Linked DNA regions of Homo sapiens: region 2 is linked to region 1. Evidence: chromatin loops called from intact Hi-C (ENCODE). Cell type or tissue: gastrocnemius medialis. All regions are shown on one strand. Each heading gives the region's core, and the rest is flanking DNA. Links, peaks and the distances in the headings are about the cores only.

The links. Peaks named below come from ENCODE experiments on the same cell type or tissue, not always from the same donor. Only the 100,000 strongest peaks of a DNase experiment are listed, where the experiment ranks them.
Region 2: it touches region 1 in a loop (3-fold over the local background); 1 of 110 quality-filtered maps calls a loop at or near these places.

The regions. Positions count from the first base shown.
Region 1 is chr7:34,090,576-34,101,510 of GRCh38, forward strand. All of the region lies in intron 13 of BMPER (BMP binding endothelial regulator), which reads left to right. Among named protein-coding and RNA genes, the nearest start is that of BMPER, 190 kb to the left of the region's middle. In gastrocnemius medialis, for the core only: no CTCF peak of the experiment used is centred there; a DNase peak (open chromatin) is centred at 5,746; H3K27ac peaks cover 3,240 bases.
Region 2 is chr7:34,193,507-34,204,441 of GRCh38, forward strand. No RefSeq gene overlaps it. Among named protein-coding and RNA genes, the nearest start is that of BMPER, 290 kb to the left of the region's middle. In gastrocnemius medialis, for the core only: no CTCF peak of the experiment used is centred there; a DNase peak (open chromatin) is centred at 5,045; H3K27ac peaks cover 3,965 bases.

The DNA of each region.
Region 1 (10,935 bases), core at 1,898-9,897:
GAGAGGCCAGGAGATGAGCTATGCCTTTGTGGGTCAAACTGGGGAAAGTTTTTTATTCCTTGTGCCTATGAAATACCAGCAATGGGCTTTTTCCCTAACTCGACTCACATCTTGGAAGAAATTGTTGCAAGTAAGTATAACTTGCCCACAAAGCAGAACTCTTAAGTTAGGGCAGGACTGCATTTCAGAGAAGTCAGAAAAATGAATGTGAAGTGCAGTGAAGCCCAGACATTTAGAGACCACAATCATCTCAAGACTGTTTTCCTCTCTGCACTCTCCTTGACGGGGTATCATTCACCAGAGCGAAAACCCTGTTCACTTGTTCAGTTTGGGAAAGTGTCTGGGGATTCCCAGTCTAGGAAATGTTCTTTTCCTTCCATGCAGTGGATTTTACAGCTGTAAGGAATTGAAGTCATGCCAGAGGATTCACAGATGTGTCCTTTCCTGTTGAGGTACTGGGAGGTAGGAGGTGGGAGGTCGTGCGGGAGAACACTGGAACTCTGACAGGACCTTCGTGTTGGATATACTGGGATCCTGGGACTGCCAGTGGCTTGCATCCAGGGGAAGATCACAAACTTCCTGAATGACTGACTTTGTATGTTCTTACAAAGGAAACTGATCACTTATTATAAAGCAATAGAAAATATACAGGCAAGGGGTACAGACTTTATGTGTTTGTGTATGAGAAAAATCATATAAAGCTAAATGCTATTCTATAATTAAAATCAAGTCAATTTCCCCTACTTCAAAGAACAACATGCTTGAAAACATTTTTGTTTACATCTTGTAATGACTTGTCAAGAACTGCCATTAGAACTAGGGTCCTAAATCAAATGGGATGTTTTATTTTAAAGTGTGACATTGTATGCCTTTTATTTTTCCTTAGCCGACTCAACTGTTAGGTCACACTGAGTTCGTAATTAAGGTATGCTGACACCAGGTGGCAGTAGACACCGCAGTTGTAGCACTTATCACATTTCAGTCCTTAAAAGTCTGTTTTTAATTCACCGTGTCTACAAACACAATGAACATCCCTGCCTCTGAGTTCATGTCATTCTCCTGCCTCCCTAAGATGCCTTCACTTTCTACATTGATTTAACCCACTTATGCCTAGTGTTCCATTTTTGGAACTCTAAGCATGTAGGAGTTATTTATATCCTACTGCTCAAGGTCATCACCAAGGTCTGATTGAAAAAATTTTTTAAAAATGCAACCTCAGGCATGAATTAAGCTGAAGACACAGCTCCAGTTTCATCCTAGACTTTGGAAAATGCTCTTTAGTTTTTAGTTATTCCAATTGTGCTTATTATCATTTAACTCATGTTCTATGTTGCACTGCTTCTTATTTCTTCAGCATTGGATTTTAAGTTCTCTGGGGAATGGGGAGCCTCTTCTTTTTTGACCCTTTTGTATTTCACCCAGCACCACCCATAGAAGGGCTGCTTCTCCTAGCCTGCCTTTCACTGGCATCCTCTCTGATCTCCTTGTGACTTTTGCTGTCCCCAATTCTGAGTTCATCTTAGGTCTTTATCCCCATGCACAATTAGACACTTACAGTCAAAGTGTGCACACTTCTCTGTCTTTTCATGTAATAAACTGGTCAGAGTGAGTAGAGTCTTTGGTCCACCTTTGATGCTCCAAATGCCGTGAGCACTTCTTATTGCACAAGTCTATTTGCAACTCCCAGTGGCAGGCAAGATGACCCTTCTGAATCTCTCCATCTACCTCTGCCTATTTATAATTCACAAGTCTCTTGGACCCCCTGGTTCCTCTTCTGTCCCTCAGGTAGTGTTTGGGCTTGTCGTCTTCTTATGAAATACTCGCATCCACAGATGTTTCTGCCCTGACTCTCTCAGTTTGCCTGAGGTCCTCAAACTAGCCTCTTCTTGTATGGTGTTACAACAACTGGACCTCCAATGGGGTGATTAGTCCTTTACCTTGGCGTCACTCAGCAATTTGCCTAATAGTCGCATCCCTTTTGCCCTGTCATTGGCTCTGAGCCTTCTGTCAGGCTGGACTCAAAGCTTTATGGTGATTTCCCTTCAATCTTTCATTCGTTCTTCTCCACCTCACCCACAAGTAGGCTTTTTCCTGTTTGATCCATCCAAGTCACCCAAAACAAGGATCTTAAAAAGCTTTCTAGCTACCTGAATTTTAGCTTCAAAATCTGGTCAGTCCAATTTTCTTGGAGCCCAAGTAAAAAGAAAGACACGAATTCATTCAGAAAGGTATGAAAATGTATGGAACATCATTTTATCCAAGTCTAAAATCCTCTTATGTTTAATTTTTCATCTTGAAGAAAGACAAATACTGTTTCTTTAAAAAGAGAAAATATAGAAAACTATTCATATCTTAACAGATAGATTAATCTTTGTAGAGAGATTGAGTCAACTGTATAGTTAGCCAGCTTCAAAGTTAGAAAGGGCACAGTCCACACAGGACTACTCTCACTTCTGACACCACAAGTTTAGAGGTGATCCCAGAGGACTCTCAAGGTCAGGAATTTGCTAGAAGGAACTCAAGTGGTAATACTCATGGGTGTGATTTATATTATAGGAAAAGGATATAGATCAAAATCAAAAGAGATACATAAGGCAGAATTGAGAGATGTCTAAACATAGAGCTTCTGCTGTCCTCACCTCGTGGCATCATGGGCTGGCATTAACTCCTCTTGTCCACAGTATCCACTGGGCATTGCCAACCAGCAATGCTCACCCAAGCCTTTGGTGTTCAGAGTTTTTATTGGAACCCGATCGCATGCCACCTGCATGGATGATCTTATCTTCTAGCCCCTCTTGGAGGTGTAATGTGCTAATGCTTTTGGTCTTCAATTTCTCTAGATGTTGGAAATGTTATTGCATAGCCCAAAGCCCCATACTAAATCCTATTGTTAGACTGTCTAGTGACCAAATGCCTCAGGCAAAAAACACACTCCTGTCAGGCAGGACATTCCAGGGGCTTAACGATTGTCTCTTTGTGGCCAAAGGCAGAGGGCAAGACCAGACTCTCTTTGGGCAAGGTTAATTCTTTACTGCATAACCTTCCTAGGTCAAGGTTAAATGCCATTTTGATTTGATTTTATATATTTAGCTCTAAGTTTATTTTAAGCATAAACATCCTGGAATTTTATAGTGTTTCTCCTCAGAAAATTACATTCTGAGATGCAATTAGAAGGGACTTTTGAGCACAGATTTGAATAAGTGTCACTGTAGCAGGTAAAACACTAATTATTTTGTAGCATCTCTTTTGGCTGCTTAGGGGACTTCTTGATTACTTCTTAGCAGGAGGCAGAATGGTGTAACTTAATTATATTTTCATTATTTATGGGTGTAAAGATCTTTGCATGCATGAGAATGAGGCTGACATGAGGAGTGTTTTCCTCATTTTACCGTGTAGCTAATTGAGGCACTGAGAGGGGAAGGGACTCATTCCAGGTCGCCTGCGCAGCTGAGCAGCTAGCCTGACAGGCACACCTGGTCTGGGGGCTCCATCAGAGAACAGTCAGAGTGTACACACTTCTATCACTGTCCACTCGGGTTTTCAAATATCCTGTTCTGCCATGAGCTCTCAGAGGAGGAGTTTATCAGTTATTTAATTCACTCCTTTTTACAGCTTTCAGCTGAACACCTGCTACATGCTAGGTTCTGTCATAGGGATGGCGATTTGGAACTTAGCAAGAGAGACAAAGCTCTTCCTTCAGAAAATCATTGCCTAGTGTGGGCAGACAGCTATGCATGAGAAATAAGGCCATCCTGACTGCAAGAAGAGTAATGGTGGGAATAGGGTAGTGTGATGGGGTGGGCCTGGGGGTGGCCGATTTTGAGGTAGGTGGGCAGGAAAAGACTGTGTGGGGAGCTCTCCCTTGAAGGGAACGTGCCCTCTGGGAAGAGCCAGTGAGGAGGCAGGCAGGGGAGCAGCAGGTCCCACACTGGACAGGGCAAGGCCTGTTTGAAGGCCGCCATGACTGCTGCTTTTAGAAAAGGACAAGTACAATGGTACGAATGAGTGTGGTACAGGTGTCAAGTTGGTTTTGCAGCCAGACTGCCTGGGTCAACTTCTGAGCTCCTTAACTTGCAAGCCCTTGCTGTTAGGCAGGCGAGCTCACCCACTGAAGCCCCTGATTATTCCCCCATGTGTAAAAGGGGATGCGGAGAGGACCTACCCCATTGCTATGAGGGTTTGTGTGAGGGTTGCATCAGTCATTCCAGATAAGGCACGTATCCAGGCCTGGTACAGAGCAAATGCTCAGTCAAGGTCAATTTCATTATTAATATAATTTTATTATAGAAGCCTGTTCTGTGTGGTGTTTACCTACCTTCAGAACGTCCTATGCCATCTGGTGCCAGTACTTGAAGAGGTTTTCTTCTTTATTTTACATGGTCATTGCTAGACTCGTTCGGAATAACTTCTTCCCATTCTGTGCAGAAATTGATACTGTTTCCTAAAATGAAACAAAAATAAAAATAAACACAAACACTTTGGAATGAGTTAAAATTTCCATAATGCACTTTTCATAAATTCTTTCAATGGATAAGATTGAACTGAAGGGGAAGGTGCAGAAAAGATAATTAATTCCATAAGATGAATATACAACTCTGAACTTGAGAAATAATCAACTCGCCCTCAGTGTGCTTTACAGGGTGGAGGCTGAGAAGGAGCTCAGGTGTCTTGTTTTGTTGTTTGTAGGGGTAGAATTCAGGCTGTAGGAAAAGAAGAAATACATGACAAATTTTAACTTTTTTCATGCTCATCTTCCTTGCCTTTGTAAACAGTAATATGAGTATAATTTAATTTTATGTGATAATTCAAAGTTAATGTTGGCGTGTCAGTTGCAGTTAGGACCACCTTTCCTAGAAGACCCTTGAAAGGGGAAGGGACTTCTGAGATCTCCTTGGTATTTCTATCTTTAAGCTTATGTCTTTTCGTTTTAGCTTCCCTTTGCCCTATTGCCTTCTCCTCATTGGATGGAGAAAATAATGTTAGTTCATTTTGTATGCAAATGAAATATTGAAAGATTCTGAAAGAAGACTCAAAGTTCTCTCCTCTGAGAAAAGTGAAAGAACTTGAGGACATGAGCTGTATTTTTTCCCTTTTCCCAGGAGTTATCAGACAGCTCAGAGCCAAGTTTATGACCCATTTCTATCCAATATACAGAACTTCCAGGCATGATTTTTTTTAGTTAACCTCAAGCCTGGTTTTATTTTTATCTTTCCTGTTTCTTTCCTCTCATTCACATTGCATTTTATTTTATTCTGCATGTAGTTTTGTAAGCTGACTTAAATCCTTTCTGGAACAAGTTGGAGAGTAAGTGACAGTGGCCATTGGCAAAGGATCTAACGCTTCTGAATTTCCTTTTTTTTTTTCATTATGAAATAGAGATAATATCTTCACCCAACAGGTTCTCATGAGGCTGGATGAGGTTTCCCTTGTAAATCCCAGATGGAATGACCAAGGTGTCTCTTTCTCCTCGTCACATCACCAGCAAGGCCTAGTGGCTCTTGTGCGAACAGGCCTGAGTGCTGTGGTATCAGGTCGCCCTTTGAAAAATCAGGATATCCACCTGGGTGCCAGAACTCCTTGCAAGCAAGAGGACCTGGGGTGGGTGTCCTCAGAGGTGGCCCTGTGTGGGCTGGTTTCCATCAGGCCACATACAGATTGGTTGGAGCTTTGATGCATTATGAGGCCAGCATCATGACTCAGTGAAACCACATGGGCAGGCACAGCATCTTGTGAAATCAGCTGGTGTTCTGGCAGCAGCAGGGGCCTCTCAGAGAAGGCACACTGGCCTCTGTGCTGTTTTGGGAGCAGTATCAGGGCTTTGGGCTTGGGCTCAGAGCTGTGCTGGGTTTGACGGCCATCCAGGACTCTGTCCGTTTCCCAATCAACTTGGCAAAAATTAAAATTGATGGGGGCATGTGCAAATACGAAATAGGAGTGGAGGCTTTTGCATTCCTGGACACTCCAACACATTGTACTCTGTTTATTCGGAAATCTGAGACTCAGTCTCATTTTTCTTCTGACTTGGCAAGTAAAAGGAGCAGCAGGGTTGCTGCACTGTCCATGACACTTGCACACAGAGATGGAGCAGTTGTGTAGCCGAGACCAGATATTCAGAAGTGTACACATTAAAAAAAAAGACTTGGGGGTTGGCAGTTTTATTAAGGAAGAAAGTGCTGAGAAAATTATACTAGTGTATCCAAAGGCATCTTTTCTAGATTAATGGTCAATTATTCATGTCTAGGAGTCCAATGAAATCAATCAATAAATTAAAATAGGCACATCTTACCTATTACCAAAAAAGAGCATAGATTCTTTTACAGTTGTGATTGATTGATTAAATAAGACACCAGGCACTGTTCAAGGTGCTGGAATTCTAAAGGAGTCCTCCAGGGAATGAGAAAGGAGTCCTCTAGCTCACAGAGCTTGCAGGGCATGTTAATGAATGAGCAAAACAAGTTAACAGGAATGTCGAGAGAGAGGGTTGTGTTTTCTGATAGAGGATATGCTGGATGCTATGAGAAACGTACTCTGCCTGGGGGCTGGCTTCCTGGAGGAGGTGACTTCTAGGCCAAAACCAAAAGCATATGTAGGGTTTAGCTGGACAAAAAGAGGAGCAGGAGGCTGGGGAAGAGAACAAAGGAAAATATTCCAGCCACTGAAGACTTCATGTTCACAGCCATGGAGGCTAGGGAGAGCCTGGCACAGGCAGCTGAGAGACTGTTCTGTGAGGTGGTGCCATAGACTTCAGGGTGTGTGGACAGGAAATTAGAAAGCAAAAGCAGAGGCCAAATTATTACAGTTTCATGCACCAGCATTCACCAGACATGGAGGGGGCACGCTGCAGTGTTTTCCACCATTAACTATGGGCAGGTTATACTGAGCAGGGGTTTAGTAAAGCTCAGGACTCTTCATTTGCTCATCATTCATTTATTTCTCAAGTAGTTTGTTATACCTATTACATAGCCTATGTGTTAGGTCCATAGTTCTCAAGCTTTAGCATGAAATGGAATCACCTACAGAGCTGATTCAGTGGGTCTAGGTGGGGCTTGAAAATTTGCATTTCTAACAAGTTCCCAGGTTGATGCTGGGGTTCAGGAACCACATCTTGAGAATCATTGTGCCAGGTGAGGAAATTATAAGAACAGTCCAGGATCATGTGGGTGCCCAGATTCCTTTGGGTCACCAAGAGGACTTAATTTTCTGAGTCCCTGTTCACTCAAAGACTTTTTTTGAGTCTTTGAATGAACAGGGCTTAGGTTTCTTCTGTGCAATCAATTGCTAAACATTAGAGACAAGAATCCAAAGTAGGTCCCTGGTTAAAAGGGTTAGGAGCTAATCTTATGCACACCTAGATAGACCAAAGTGGTGATTTGAGCTCGGTGGCATTTTCTTGGCCTGTAGTAGTTTAAAGTATACCCTGATTTTTTTTTCGAAGAAAAAGGGCACTGGTTTTACTGCCTCCTCGTTCATGAAGTCATGCCCAGAGAAAGTGCTGGACTTACTTGGCTGGGTCATATGGGAAGCCAGAATTAGAATCCAGAGTCAAAGTTCTCCTGGTCGCTGAGATGCTTTCCATAGAGACGCCAGTGTGGGGAACCACCCTGGTAACTTTTAGATGAATTATCCAGGACCCAGTAAGGGAGGGAGGAGAAAACACTGGATACAATGCAGCTTTGTTGCTGGACAGAAATGAAGCCCAGTATTCCTGTGCAGAGCTGCCCAAATTCTCTCCCACCATGCACAGGAGGGAGAGGCCCAGAGCCAGGAGTACAGGCCCATGCATCCAGAACAGCCAACAGGATGTATCTGTAAAAATCTGCTTCCTTTTTACTGGCTTCAGGCTTTTAAAGAGTCTGGTCAATGGGCACAGATTGTAGGGAAATATGTGATTTTCAAGGAAATGGGGAAATCTGGTGACGATACTGGAATTAATAATTCTTTTAACATGAAAGAGTTGTTCTTTATGATCCTTACCATCTTACCTAGTGTTTGGAGTTTAAAGGAGGGAGAGAGAGAGGGTGAACTGGTTTCTTCATTGTATCCCCAGCAAATGGCCCATCTGCGAGCATGAAGGTAGATGCATTTGAACTGCTGAAAGAACCTGGGCCAGAAGACCTTTCAGAACCCCTGAAAGCTTTTCCATATGAAGAGGAAACCAGGAAATTGAAGTCTTCATTTTGTCTTTGTGATCAAAGCCAGGGAGGAAGGATATTAAGCAGATACTGACCCGTAGTTTTGTGGCCACTACTAGAATTTATTGACATACATAGCAACTAAGGACTGCAGGACAGCTGAGTTTGGTATTTACTTCAAGAGAATAAAAGATCAGATGTCTGAAAACAGAGGGCTATATTGCTATAATGAGCCCATTGCCTTTGATAACAGGAGGTAATGACAGTCATGTTAGCTGGCATTGATTGAACATGTGCGATGTGCCTGGAAGTCTGGGAAGCCTGATTTGTATTCCAGTGCCAATAATAATGTACAGAACAATCATAAGGCCAGGAGTAAGAGCTTACACTTTTGAGTGCTCACTATGTGCCTGGCAGCAGCTAAGGGCTTTCCCTGCAGGTGTTGTTCCCCGTGTGGATGAGGAAACTGAGCTACAGGAGTTACCAACATTGTCCAAGGTAACCAGGCAAGAAAGAGGCAGAGCCAGGATTTGAAACCAAATCTGTTTGACCCGGGCAGCACTTGTGCTTTTGACCATTACCACCATAATCTGGTAATAGCTCTTGCTGGCAAGCCATCCTCACCCCCAAATTTTCTGTGTTTTCTAAACTATGCTAAAACACCAGGAATTTGCAAATATTTCTTGTGCTATAATGTATTTTCATTTTGAAGGATTTTTTTTCTTGTAAAAGATTTTTGTCTTTTCAACAAAATTTTCTGTTTAGTTCTATTTTGACAAAATTGTCAAAATTATTTGGAAATAATATGCTGTGGTTTATGTTGACTGAATTTTTAAATAAACCGATTTTATCCGCCTTTTAAGGAGAAATTTATGGATTTCGAAATGGTGGCCATTCTCTACTCACATTTTTGTTTCTGGTCCACAGTATTAATTCTTAAGATAATACACATTCATGTGTGACCCTGCTATAGAAGGCTGAATTCATCATGGAATTAGGATTTTTAATTCCAATGTCATGTGCTTATAAACTATTTCTTTCCTTTTCATCTTTTGCTTTCAAGGACCACTTAGTAACAGTTTCTAAAGAAAGAAACTGATTTTTTTTTCACATCTTGCTTAAGATGTTCTCAATTGATGTGTTATTAGCAACTCAGTGATTCTTGACTTTTGAGAAGTCACAGTTTGTTTTTTTTTTCATTGTTTGTTTTTTTGAGATTCTGAGAGAGTTGAGTCTCCTTTTCCCGGAAAAATGCACTCCTACCTTTGCCTACAACAGGGGATTCTCTGCCTGGGGTGCAGGTCAGTGGACACCAGGTCAAGAAATTCTGTTTCCTTCCTCCCTCCCTCCCTCTCTCTCTTCAACTGTTATATAAATATTTTTTGAGCCCTATTAAATGCTAGGCACTGTGCTCTGTGTTACGATTACAGGGGTGAGATAAACAGCATGATTCCTGTCTTCATGGAGTTTATAGTCCAGTTAATGAAGAAGACATTCAACCAATATCCTCAGAAATAAACATGTATCTATGCTATGATATGTATGCTAAGAAGGAAAACAATTTGTTGTGTAAGAAGATCTTATACAGGAGGGTCAGACCTACTATGCGTATGTGTGTGGGGAGGGGAAAAGCAGATGAATCAGAGAAGGACCTCCATGAGAAAATGACATCTGGGCTGAGCTAAAAAGGATGGGTAGGAGGCAGTTGGCCCAGAGGCAGGAGGAATGGGTCTGGCCAGGGAGTGTTGTACTGCATTCGTGCACCTCCAAAGTGCCGACGCAGCCAACCCCTTCTGCTGCCTGTGCACCCATCCCAAAGGCTCTGTGTGCTTCCTGTGCTGTACTCTTCCAGCATAATAAGATCAATTTCACAGAATCTCACCTGTCTATGATTCATTCATGTGAGGGGTCAAATCATTTTTCCCCTGAAGACAGATCCCTCTTGTGGAGTTTTAAAGTGGATTTTCTCTTTGCTCTCAAAGGGATTCCATGTTACTGGACTCATTATATCTGGTGCAGTGGCCTTAGGTTCCAATAACTGTTCTAGTTTATTTGACTTGCTATGATAAGCTCAGAGTCAGGGCCATGTTCCTTTGCAGAATACATCTGGGGTGAGGAGGATACACTTGCTACCCACGTATACACACAGAGACACACATGCTCAGACATGTCCACACTCCCCAGCACACATTCCGTAATGTCACCACACTGGCATGAGGTTTAGATCCTTACTATTCAAATCGCCACTCTTGGACCTGCAGCTTCATTAGCTTGTTAGAAATGCAGACTCCCAGGCCCCACCCCAGGCCCCCTGATCAGAATCTGCAAATTTGACAAGGTCCGGACATGATCTTTGTACACACTAAAGTTTGAGAAGTGCTGGGTTGGTTTTCTCCATTTCTAGTCTGGCCTAGTCTGTGTTGTTGAATAGTTTAGTCCAAATGCTTCCACTTAAGGCTTGGGATCACATTGACACTTTTAATTATCTATATTTTAATAGAAGCATCACGACGTTTTTTTCCCATGCTGGAGAAAGGAGTCCAGGTAACTGTTTAGTGGAATAGATGGAATGTGATTCTAATGTGCAACAGATGTGTGTTCCTGCAGGGAGCAAAGGCACACCAGTCTCAGGTGTACGGCACCCCTCATTTCTGCAAAAGGCATTTCACTTCTTCACGGACTGTCACCTGTGTGTCACTGGCATCCTTCTTCATTAGTTACATCAGGTGGAAAATCTCTTAACAGAATTTTTAAATAATCACTGGATGATGCAGAAATAAGGCAAGAAAATTGTGCACTAATC
Region 2 (10,935 bases), core at 1,072-9,071, 100 kb after region 1:
CCATTGCTGCATAGATCCTCTGGCTCGATGGTGTGGGTTTGAGACTTTAATATTTGCCTGCATTTCTGACATGCAGAAAATCCCTTTAGCCCTTCTGTTTTCAGTTTGCTGGCTTTGCTTGTGCTAGCCGTGTGCTGCACTCGCGGACTATACGAATCCCAGGCCTTAGGGCTGCCTGTCCTCCTCTGACAATGGGCCTCCCCAGACACTTGCCTGAGTCCTGTGATCCAGACCAGGCCTTGTCACAAAATTCAAACCTTGCTTCTCTGCCCATCACTCCAGTTTCTCCAAGAATGAGGGTTAGGGCCTTGCCCTTATTTTCTCCAGCTCAACCAGGGGTTTCTTCTCTGGCCCAGGTTGGCTTCCCATGCTCTCCAGGCCTTAGCATGACTCCCTCTACTCCACATCAACTGCTCTCCTGCCCTGTTCCGTGGGGCCTTTCTCCCTCCAGTTGGAATACAGTGAAAAGTTGCTTTTTCAGCTTTTCCTTTGCTTTCTGGTGCCTGAAAACACATGCACTTACCATTTTCATCTTACCTGGGTTGTTGGTATTTAGTCTTGGGCAAGGGAGGACACTTTAATATAACCATGGCCCTTGGACTGTAATTTCTAATGTTTTTCTCTGGAATGGTAGCTGCCCTGTCTCTGAGATTTTTGTCATTGATTTTTACTGCTGAGGGGTGGACCCATTCATTCAACCTGGGGGCTTCTAGTGATTTATTATTCCAAGTTAAGACAATTTTATGAATGAAATGGGCTGTTATTGATAGTTATGACAGAATAACAGGAATACACCAGTACTATTCCAGGTGAAAGTTGTATTCTTAGCCTGACCTTGTCTTTAGCAGCCAACATAGAGCAAACTTCACTTGTCCAGGGGTTGTATCTGGGGCCATTTCTCTTGGAATTGATAGATGGATGTGATGGCCACCATGCCCAGCATGTAAGCACATGGCTTTAAACTCTCATAATGGAGCAGCTCTTAGGTTGACCCTTTTGTAAGTTCGTGGACTTAGACAAGTAATTCCTTTGGTGATTCTCAATTTCCCCATCTGTACAAGGAGTATAATGGTAACTGTCTTATAAATGGCTTTAAAGATTAAGTAAGACAACATCGATAAAGCATTTGACTTGAGATAGTTCAATGAATTCTAGTTTCCTTTTCTTCATCTTTTCCTAATGAGGCCCACAGAGCATGTCAACCCATTTCTAATTCCTCTCCTTTAATGGAAAGATGGTCTGTGATCTGCTATTCAATATTCCTTGTTAAAATGGATTCTCAGTTTTGCATTTCCAATGCCTTCTAATGTAAAATAAATTTCAGCCCAAAAAAAGGGCTGAAATTCAATACATTAAGGGAAGTAATTTTAATGTATGAGATGGAAAGAGAGATTTAGCTTAGGATCCCAAATATGCAGGAGCATGAGATGCGTTGGGAGCATGATTCTGCTAAAGCTTCAGGGATGGAAAAAGGAATCCTGTGCTGGGACATAATTAAATGACTTGAGAAGACGGCTAATGGTATTAAAATGAAAACTTTAAGCTCTAGACTACTAATTTTAATTCCACAGTGAAAGGTATCGTGCTGTTGCTGGCTGCTGAGAGAAGAGAGTGACCAGAGCCCACTGACTGTAATACCATGGAACAGTGTTTGTCTCAGACAGAAGGGCTGGCTTCAAATCTTTGCTCTGCCATTCGTCAACCTTGCCCTTGAATCAGACCCTCACACTCTCTCAACTTCTGTTTTCCTACCTGTAAAATGGGTGCAATAATATGTGCTGAAGAGATCTGTGATGAGAATTATGTGAGAAACTTTATTTTGTTTATTTTTACTTAAAGAGACCTAGCACACCTGGCAGCATGTGACTGTCAATTATACTGTGAAATGGGTTAATGAGTTAGTTTTTATTTCTTCTTTTTTAGGACTCTGAATTGAATCTGGAAATATATATGCCCTTTCATCTCTTCTTTTAACTTCAACTCTATTTTTCTGCAGGGATTAATAAAAGTTTCTTGTTTTTAGAGCTTTGGTGCCTAGATCTGTAATAACAACTGAATATTATGGGTGTACTAAGTGAGAAGCTTAAGGGGCATCTGATTAGAAATTCTCTGGACTCTTATTAGGCTAGTCTGGACCCACTGGTCCATGAAACACTACTTTTGTGGGATGTTAATAGTTATTCCTCCAAAAATAGAATGCAAATTCAGATGTTTTTGAGAAACCCTGGATAAATAAAATGAAATTGATTCCTTTATTGCAATTTTTCAGATAGTTAAATGAGCCAAGGTGCATTGTGAATCTCCAGCATGGGGCCATGTGACATGCACTGTCTCCCAAACATGTTTGACCATGTTCCCCATTTTTTTGTGGGATATTTTTAGAGACCAGTGGTCCATGGCATGCTTTGACAAGTACTGTTCTGATACTTTTTATAAATTTGAAAAAAAAGTTTACATTCTAATATTAAGTGCAAAAGCAAGCTACTAAATGTCATAAACTATAAAATCATGATTATGGTAACATGTATTTAAGAAACAGGCAGGAAATCTATTAAAATATTAACCTATCAACTAAAAGAGTAATCTTGGGGAGGGAGACTTACAGTTTTTATATTTATTTTGCTTCCTATATTTTCTAGTTTTTCTACAATGAACATGTATTGCCTTTATAGTTCAGCAAATTTACTTTTCTTTTTTCTTTTGGTTAAGCAGTCTCAGAAGGAATCATTTTCTTTCCACCTACAATGTTAGATCCACCTGAATGAAATACGCCTTTCATTGCGTCCTGAGAAGACGGAAGAATCATAAAAAGCCTTCAGAAGCCCTTGAGGAATTTTGAGGGCAGTAAAAGCAAAGACTGTAAACCGAAGAAAAATACACAAAGATGTAAGAGCAGTAAGAGCAAAGTGGGGACAAGGGATATTGAGTATCTGAAGGGAAAAATAAGAAGCATAGCCTATCCTGGAAAAGAAAAGAAACGTCATGGTAAAAAAACAACTGCGGTTTTTGTGAACACCTACTACGGTAAGGAACAGGCCAGCCATAGCCCACACCCAGGTGGCTGACAAGAGCTCGCCAGATCACAGGGCCACCTTCCTGCCTGAGAGCTGGATGCCCTCTGCATCTTCCTGGGCTTTACAGCACATGGGATCTGTTTACATGTGGTCTCCGCAGACTCGTGTCAAGATCCTAAGTCAGTGAATCCCGAGGGAAGCAAAAGGCAGGGGTGGAAGCATGGTAAGGAGGTGTAAACACCCTTTTGTAAGCCCCATGGAGGGGTATAGGCTTCAACAGGGAGCAGTTTAAGATACTTTGGAGATTGACTGTTTGGGGTTAAGTGTTGGCTCCACTACTTATACTCATGTGGTTTTAGATGCTTTTCTTAATCTCTCTGTGCTCTGGTTTCTGTAAAATAGTAATAAGTATCCTATTTAGTTATTTTGAGGACTAAATAGATAATTCCAGCCCTCCATATCCCTGGGTTTCTCATTTGTAAATTCAACCAACTGTGGGCCAAAAATATATGGAAAAAAATGGAACGTGTACTCAACATGTACAGACATTTTTCTTGTCATTATTCTCTAAGCAATGTAGTATTCAGCACTATTTACATAGCATTTGCAGTATATTAGGTATTATAAGTAGCCTAGAGATAATTTAAAGGATGTGGGAAGATGTATGTAGGTTACATGCAAATAGTACACCATTTTATATAAGGGACTTGAGAATTTTGGTAACTGAAGGGGCTCCTGGAACCAATTTCCCATAGATACAGAAAAATGACTGCATATGTAAAAGACTTAGCAGTGAGCCTTTTATAAATGGTTGCATTAGTATTAATAAAGAAGTAAATAACACCTATAAATAGTTACCCAGGGTTTCCCGGATTACAGCTGCTATGGTCTGAATGTTTAAGTGCTCCCAGAATTTATATGTTGAAACCTAGTCACCAGTGCTATAATATTAAGAAATGGGGCTTTGGGAGGTGATTGGGAATGGCATTAATAGCACAGGAACAGAAAACCAAACATGTTCTCATTTGTAAGTGGGAGCTGAACAATGAGAACACATGGACACAGGGAGGGGAACAACACATACTGGGGCCTGTCATGGGGAGGGGAGGAGGGAGGAACAGCATTAGGAAAAATAGCTAATGCATGCTGGGCTTAATATTTTGGTGATGGGTCTATAGGTGTAGCAAACCACCATGGCACATGTTTACCTATGTAACAAACCTGCACATTCTGAACATGGACCTCGGAACTTAAAAAAAGAAGATAAAAGGCTTGAGCGAGCCTGTTTGCCCCTTCCACCATGCGAGGACACATACAAGGCACCATCTATGAGGAACGAGCTCCCAACGAGCTCCCAACAGATGCTGATTTTGCTGGTGTCTCGATCTTGGACAACCTCCAGAATTGTGAGCAATAAGTTTCTGTTGTTTATAAATTACTTAGTCTAAGGTATTTTGCTATGGAAATATGAAGGGACTAAGACAATAGCATATAAGAATGCTATCCTGATTTCTGGACTTCAAATTACTTATAACATATTTGGCACTCTCAGCCAGATACAGGCCATATTTAGGCAACACTGAATGAGGAAAGTTACTTACTTGCCCACTCCCTTCTGGAGAGTGGGACGCAATTATCAATTGTGTTGAAATTCTCCTAGATATTATATGAGGTGTCTTTAACTTGAGACTTGCATTAGTCAGGTTTTGATACAATGATTCTGCATAACAAAGAATCCCCAAATAGCAACACATACTTGTTTCTCATTCACAGGTCTATGAGTCAGCTATGACTCTGTGGTGCTTTGCTGGCCTCAGCTGGACTTGGCTTCAGGCTGTAGGTTGGGTTCATATCTGATCAATGGGGCTCTCATTCTGAGACTCAGGCTGAAGGCCACCTGAATTCTACTCTTCTCACAGTGAATGAGAAGCTCATAAGAGTACATGAGGACAGTAGGAAACTTGCCATGTGTCTTAAAGCCTCACCTTGGAACATGCTGTCTCCTCCATCTATGTTCTATTGCTCAAAGCAAGTTATATGGCCAAGTCCAATGCCAGTGGGATGGAAAGTACACTCTGTTCACAGGACAGTCACAGCAGTGGCAAAGCGGGAAGGAGGAATCATGGACAAATAATAAATACTATTTATATACTACAAGGATCTATAAAAATAACAAAAGAATGAGCTGAGAAGGACTGAACTCACATTATGGCACAGACTTAGAACAGTTTAGCAAACAATAAACTGCAATTGCATCGTGTTTGTGTATTCTAAACTCACAACCCAAACCCCTTCAAAATCTAGTCAGACAAAACCAGCAAATTATCCGTAAAGATGCATGTGCACATGTACCCAGAGGACTTATGGTGCAAAGCGCATACCCAGCATTAACCATGACACCCTTCTAGTCTTGCTTACAAAACCCCTCTCACCAAGGCTCTGGAGAAACCCTAGCCAGAAAAGGCAAGAAGAAAAGGCCTGGGTCAGTTCCCAGCTCACTTATAAACCTTCCTGATCCAGACAGTGCTTGGATCAGAGCTGATCTGCCCCTGATGAGGAATTTTTAAGTCTCTCTCTGCTATTGTTTTCAGTTGAGCGCAATCATCAACTGAACACCTTTTATGCTGGTCCTTTCTGTCATTTTTGGCTACTGCACACATATATACATATTCAGGGATGTCAAGTGGGGAATTTCTCTTTCAAATGTTCAATACATAAATAATTACATAAAACAGTGAATGAGTATCTGCAAAAGAACCTGCTGTGGAAGCCAAGGGACTACAGGTGGGAGACAAATGAATTCTGACTAGCACTTTCAGATGATTTCCTCACACTCAGCAGTCCTTTATCTGTGATTACTTCCTGTGTCCTGCTATCACTTTCCTGCTCCTCCCCTACTTTTTTATCTGCCCCAAAGCTAGAGTTTGAAATTGTCTAATAATTTCATTCACTTATACTTACATTACTATTTACCATCTAAATGAGTTAATTGGCTCCACTTGGAACACTGACATTCTCTTTCAGTTCCCTTTTTTTTTTTTTTTTCTGGGCAAAATCATTTGCTAGCTTTATCCTTATGGGTTGAAAAGGCACATATTCCACCCTGGGAGGAGGCCATTTCCTGTTCATGGAACCTGCCCGTCCTGAGTGTTCACTGGAGAGGCGGTGGACTCACCCCCTTCTCAGTTCAAGGACATACTCGGGCTACTTCTTTTCCAGCTGGTAGATACACAGGAAGATACTGCATCTCATGGACTAATGGACTTTCAAGTCAGCTTGGGGGGGTCACATCTGTTTTATGCAAGCAGACAAGGTGAATTATTGAACTAACAGCTTTCTCAGGTATGGGCTCTGCAGTGTGATTAATTATGTATAATGTGCACTCAGGCAAAAAATGAGGTGTTTAAAGGCTGCTGGAGTCATTCCACCTTCAAACAAGGAAGAGCAAGCTGAAGACTTTTGTAGTGTCTTACACTCACCCATGGTGGCTGAATTGATAAGAGAAGCATCAGACTTGTCAGGGAGAAATAATGTGGTCTCCTCTGTTTTGGAGTAGTGTTTGTCCTCTCCAGATCCCTTTGTAATTTTTGTCTGACTTTCTTTTGCCTGGCATATAGTGCATGGCACAATACAATAGCAGGGATAATAACAGCTACCATAGCATTGAGTGTGTTAGGTGTATAACTCGGTGTATTATTTTTTATTTATTTATTTATTTATTTTATTATTATACTTTAAGTTTTAGGGTACATGTGCACATTGTGCAGGTTAGTTACATACGTATACATGTGCCATGCTGGTGTGCTGCACCCACTAACTCGTCATCTAGCATTAGGTATATCTCCCAATGCTATCCCTCCCCCCGCCCCCCACCCCACAACAGTCCCCAGAGTGTGATGTTCCCCTTCCTGTGTCCATGTGATCTCATTGTTCAATTCCCACCTATGAGTGAGAATATGCGGTGTTTGGTTTTTTGTTCTTGCGATAGTTTACTGAGAATGATGGTTTCCAATTTCATCCATGTCCCTACAAAGGACATGAACTCATCATTTTTTATGGCTGCATAGTATTCCATGGTGTATATGTGCCACATTTTCTTAATCCAGTCTATCATTGTTGGACATTTGGGTTGGTTCCAAGTCTTTGCTATTGTGAATAATGCCGCAATAAACATACGTGTGCATGTGTCTTTATAGCAGCATGATTTATAGTCCTTTGGGTATATACCCAGTAATGGGATGGCTGGGTCAAATGGTATTTCTAGTTCTAGATCCCTGAGGAATCGCCACACTGACTTCCACAAGGGTTGAACTAGTTTACAGTCCCACCAACAGTGTAAAAGTGTTCCTATTTCTCCACATCCTCTCCAGCACCTGTTGTTTCCTGACTTTTTAATGATTGCCATTCTAACTGGTGTGAGATGGTATCTCATTGTGGTTTTGATTTGCATTTCTCTGATGGCTAGTGACGGTGAGCATTATTTCATGTGTTTTTTGGCTGCATAAATGTCTTCTTTTGAGAAGTGTCTGTTCTTGTCCTTCGCCCACTTTTTGATGGGGTTGTTTGTTTTTTTCTTGTAAGTTTGTTTGAGTTCATTGTAGATTCTGGATATTAGCCCTTTGTCAGATGAGTAGGTTGCAAAAATTTTCTCCCATTTTGTAGGTTGCCTGTTCACTCTGATGGTAGTTTCTTTTGCTGTGCAGAAGCTCTTTAGTTTAATTAGATCCCATTTGTCAATTTTGGCTTTTGTTGCCATCGCTTTTGGTGTTTTAGACATGAAGTCCTTGCCCATGCCTATGTCCTGAATGGTAATGCCTAGGTTTTCTTCTAGGGTTTTTATGGTTTTAGGTCTAACGTTTAAGTCTTTAATCCATCTTGAATTGATTTTTGTATAAGGTGTAAGGAAGGGATCCAGTTTCAGCTTTCTACATATGGCTAGCCAGTTTTCCCAGCACCATTTATTAAATAGGGAATCCTTTCCCCATTGCTTGTTTTTCTCAGGTTTGTCAAAGATCAGATAGTTGTAGATATGTGGCATTATTTCTGAGGGCTCTGTTCTGTTCCATTGATCTATATCTCTGTTTTGGTACCAGTACCATGCTGTTTTGGTTACTGTAGCCTTGTAGTATAGTTTGAAGTCAGGTAGTGTGATGCCTCCAGCTTTGTTCTTTTGGCTTGGGATTGACTTGGCGATGTGGGCTCTTTTTTGGTTCCATATGAACTTTAAAGTAGTTTTTTCCAATTCTGTGAAGAAAGTCATTGGTAGCTTGATGGGGATGGCATTGAATCTGTAAATTACCTTGGGCAGTATGGCCATTTTCACGATATTGATTCTTCCTACCCATGAGCATGGAATGTTCTTCCATTTGTTTGTATCCTCTTTTATTTCCTTGAGCAGTGGTTTGTAGTTCTCCCTGAAGAGGTCCTTCACATCCCTTGTAAGTTGGATTCCTAGGTATTTTATTCTCTTTGAAGCAATTGTGAATGGGAGTTCACTCATGATTTGGCTCTCTGTTTGTCTGTTGTTGGTGTATAGGAATGCTTGTGATTTTTGCACATTGATTTTGTACCCTGAGACTTTGCTGAAATTGCTTATCAGCTTAAGGAGATTTTGGGCTGAGACAATGGGGTTTCCTAGATATACAATCATGTCATCTGCAAACAGGGACAATTTGACTTCCTCTTTTCCTAATTGAGTACCCTTTATTTCCTTCTCCTGCCTAATTGCCCTGGCCAGAACTTCCAACACTATGTTGAAAAGGAGTGGTGAGAGAGGGCATCCCTGTCTTGTGCCAGTTTTCAAAGGGAATGCTTCCAGTTTTTGCCCATTCAGTATGATATTGGCTGTGGGTTTGTCATAGATAGCTCTTATTATTTTGAGATACGTCCCATCAATACTGAATTTATTGAGAGTTTTTAGCATGAAGGGTTGTTGAATTTTGTCAAAGGCTTTTTCTGCATCTATTGAGATAATCATGTGGTTTTTGTCTTTGGCTCTGTTTATATGCTGGATTACATTTATTGATTTGCATATATTGAACCAGCCTTGCATCCCAGGGATGAAGCCCACTTGATCATGGTGGATAAGCTTTTTGATATGCTGCTGGATTTGGTTTGCCAGTATTTTATTGAGGATTTTTACATCAATGTTCATCAAGGATATTGGTCTAAAATTCTCTTTTTTGGTTGTGTCTCTGCCCGGCTTTGGTATCAGAATGATGCTGGCCTCATAAAATGAGTTAGGGAGGATTCCCTCTTTTTCTATTGATTGGAATAGTTTCAGAAGGAATGGTACCAGTTCCTCCTTGTACCTCTGGTAGAATTCGGCTGTGAATCCATCTGGTCCTGGACTCTTTTTGGTTGGTAAGCTGTTGATTATTGCCACAATTTCAGCTCCTGTTATTGGTCTATTCAGAGATTCAACTTCTTCCTGGTTTAGTCTTGGGAGAGTGTATGTGTCAAGGAATTTATCCATTTCTTCTAGATTTTCTAGTTTATTTGCGTAGAGGTCTTTGTAGTATTCTCTGATGGTAGTTTGTATTTCTGTGGGATCGGTGGTGATATCCCCTTTGTCATTTTTTATTGAGTCTATTTGATTCTTCTCTCTGTTTTTCTTTATTAGTCTTGCTAGCGGTCTATCAATTTTGTTGATCCTTTCAAAAAACCAGCTCCTGGATTTATTAATTTTTTGAAGGGTTTTTTGTGTCTCTATTTCCTTCAGTTCTGCTCAGATTTTAGTTATTTCTTGCCTTCTGCTGGCTTTTGAATGTGTTTGCTCTTGCTTTTCTAGTTCTTTTAATTGTGATGTTAGGGTGTCAATTTTGGATCTTTCCTGCTTTCTCTTGTGGGCATGTAGTGCTATAAATTTCCCTCTACACACTACTTTGAATGCATCCCAGAGATTCTGGTATGTTGTGTCTTTGTTCTCGTTGGTTTCAAAGAACATCTTTATTTCTGCGTTCATTTCGTTATGTATCCAGTAGTCATTCAGGAGCAGGTTGTTCAGTTTCCATGTAGTTGAGCGGTTTTGAGTGAGATTCTTAATCCTGAGTTCTAGTTTGATTGCACTGTGGTCTGAGAGATAGTTTGTTATAATTTCTGTTCTTTTACATTTGCTGAGGAGAGCTTTACTTCCAAGTATGTGGTCAATTTTGGAATAAGTGTGGTGTGATGCTGAAAAAAAAGTATATTCTGTTGATTTGGGGTGGAGAGTTCTGTAGATGTCTATTAGGTCCACTTGGTGCAGAGCTGAGTTCAATTCCTGGGTATCCTTGTTGACTTTCTGTCTCGTTGATCTGTCTAATGTTGACAGTGGGGTGTTAAAGTCTCCCATTATTAATGTGTGGGAGTCTAAGTCTCTTTGTAGGTCACTCAGGACTTGCATTATGAATCTGGGTGCTCCTGTATTGGGTGCATATATATTTAGGATAGTTAGCTCTTCTTGTTGAATTGATCCCTTTACCATTATGTAATGGCCTTCTTTGTCTCTTTTGATCTTTGTTGGTTTAAAGTTTGTTTTATTAGAGACTAGGATTGCAACCCCTGCCTTTTTTTGTTTTCCATTGGCTTGGTAGATCTTCCCCCATCCTTTTATTTTAAGCCTATGTGTGTCTCTGCACGTCAGATGGGTTTCCTGAATACAGCACACTGATGGGTCTTGACTCTTTATCCAATTTGCCAGTCTGTGTCTTTTAATTGGAGCATTTAGTCCATTTACATTTAAAGTTAATATAGTTATGTGTGAATTTGATCCTGTCTTTATGATGTTAGCTGGTGATTTTGCTCGTTAGTTGATGCAGTTTCTTCCTAGTCTCGATGGTCTTTACATTTTGGCATGATTTTGCAGTGGCTGGTACCGGTTGTTCCTTTCCATGTTTAGCGCTTCCTTCAGGAGCTCTTTTAGGGCAGGCCTGGTGGTGAC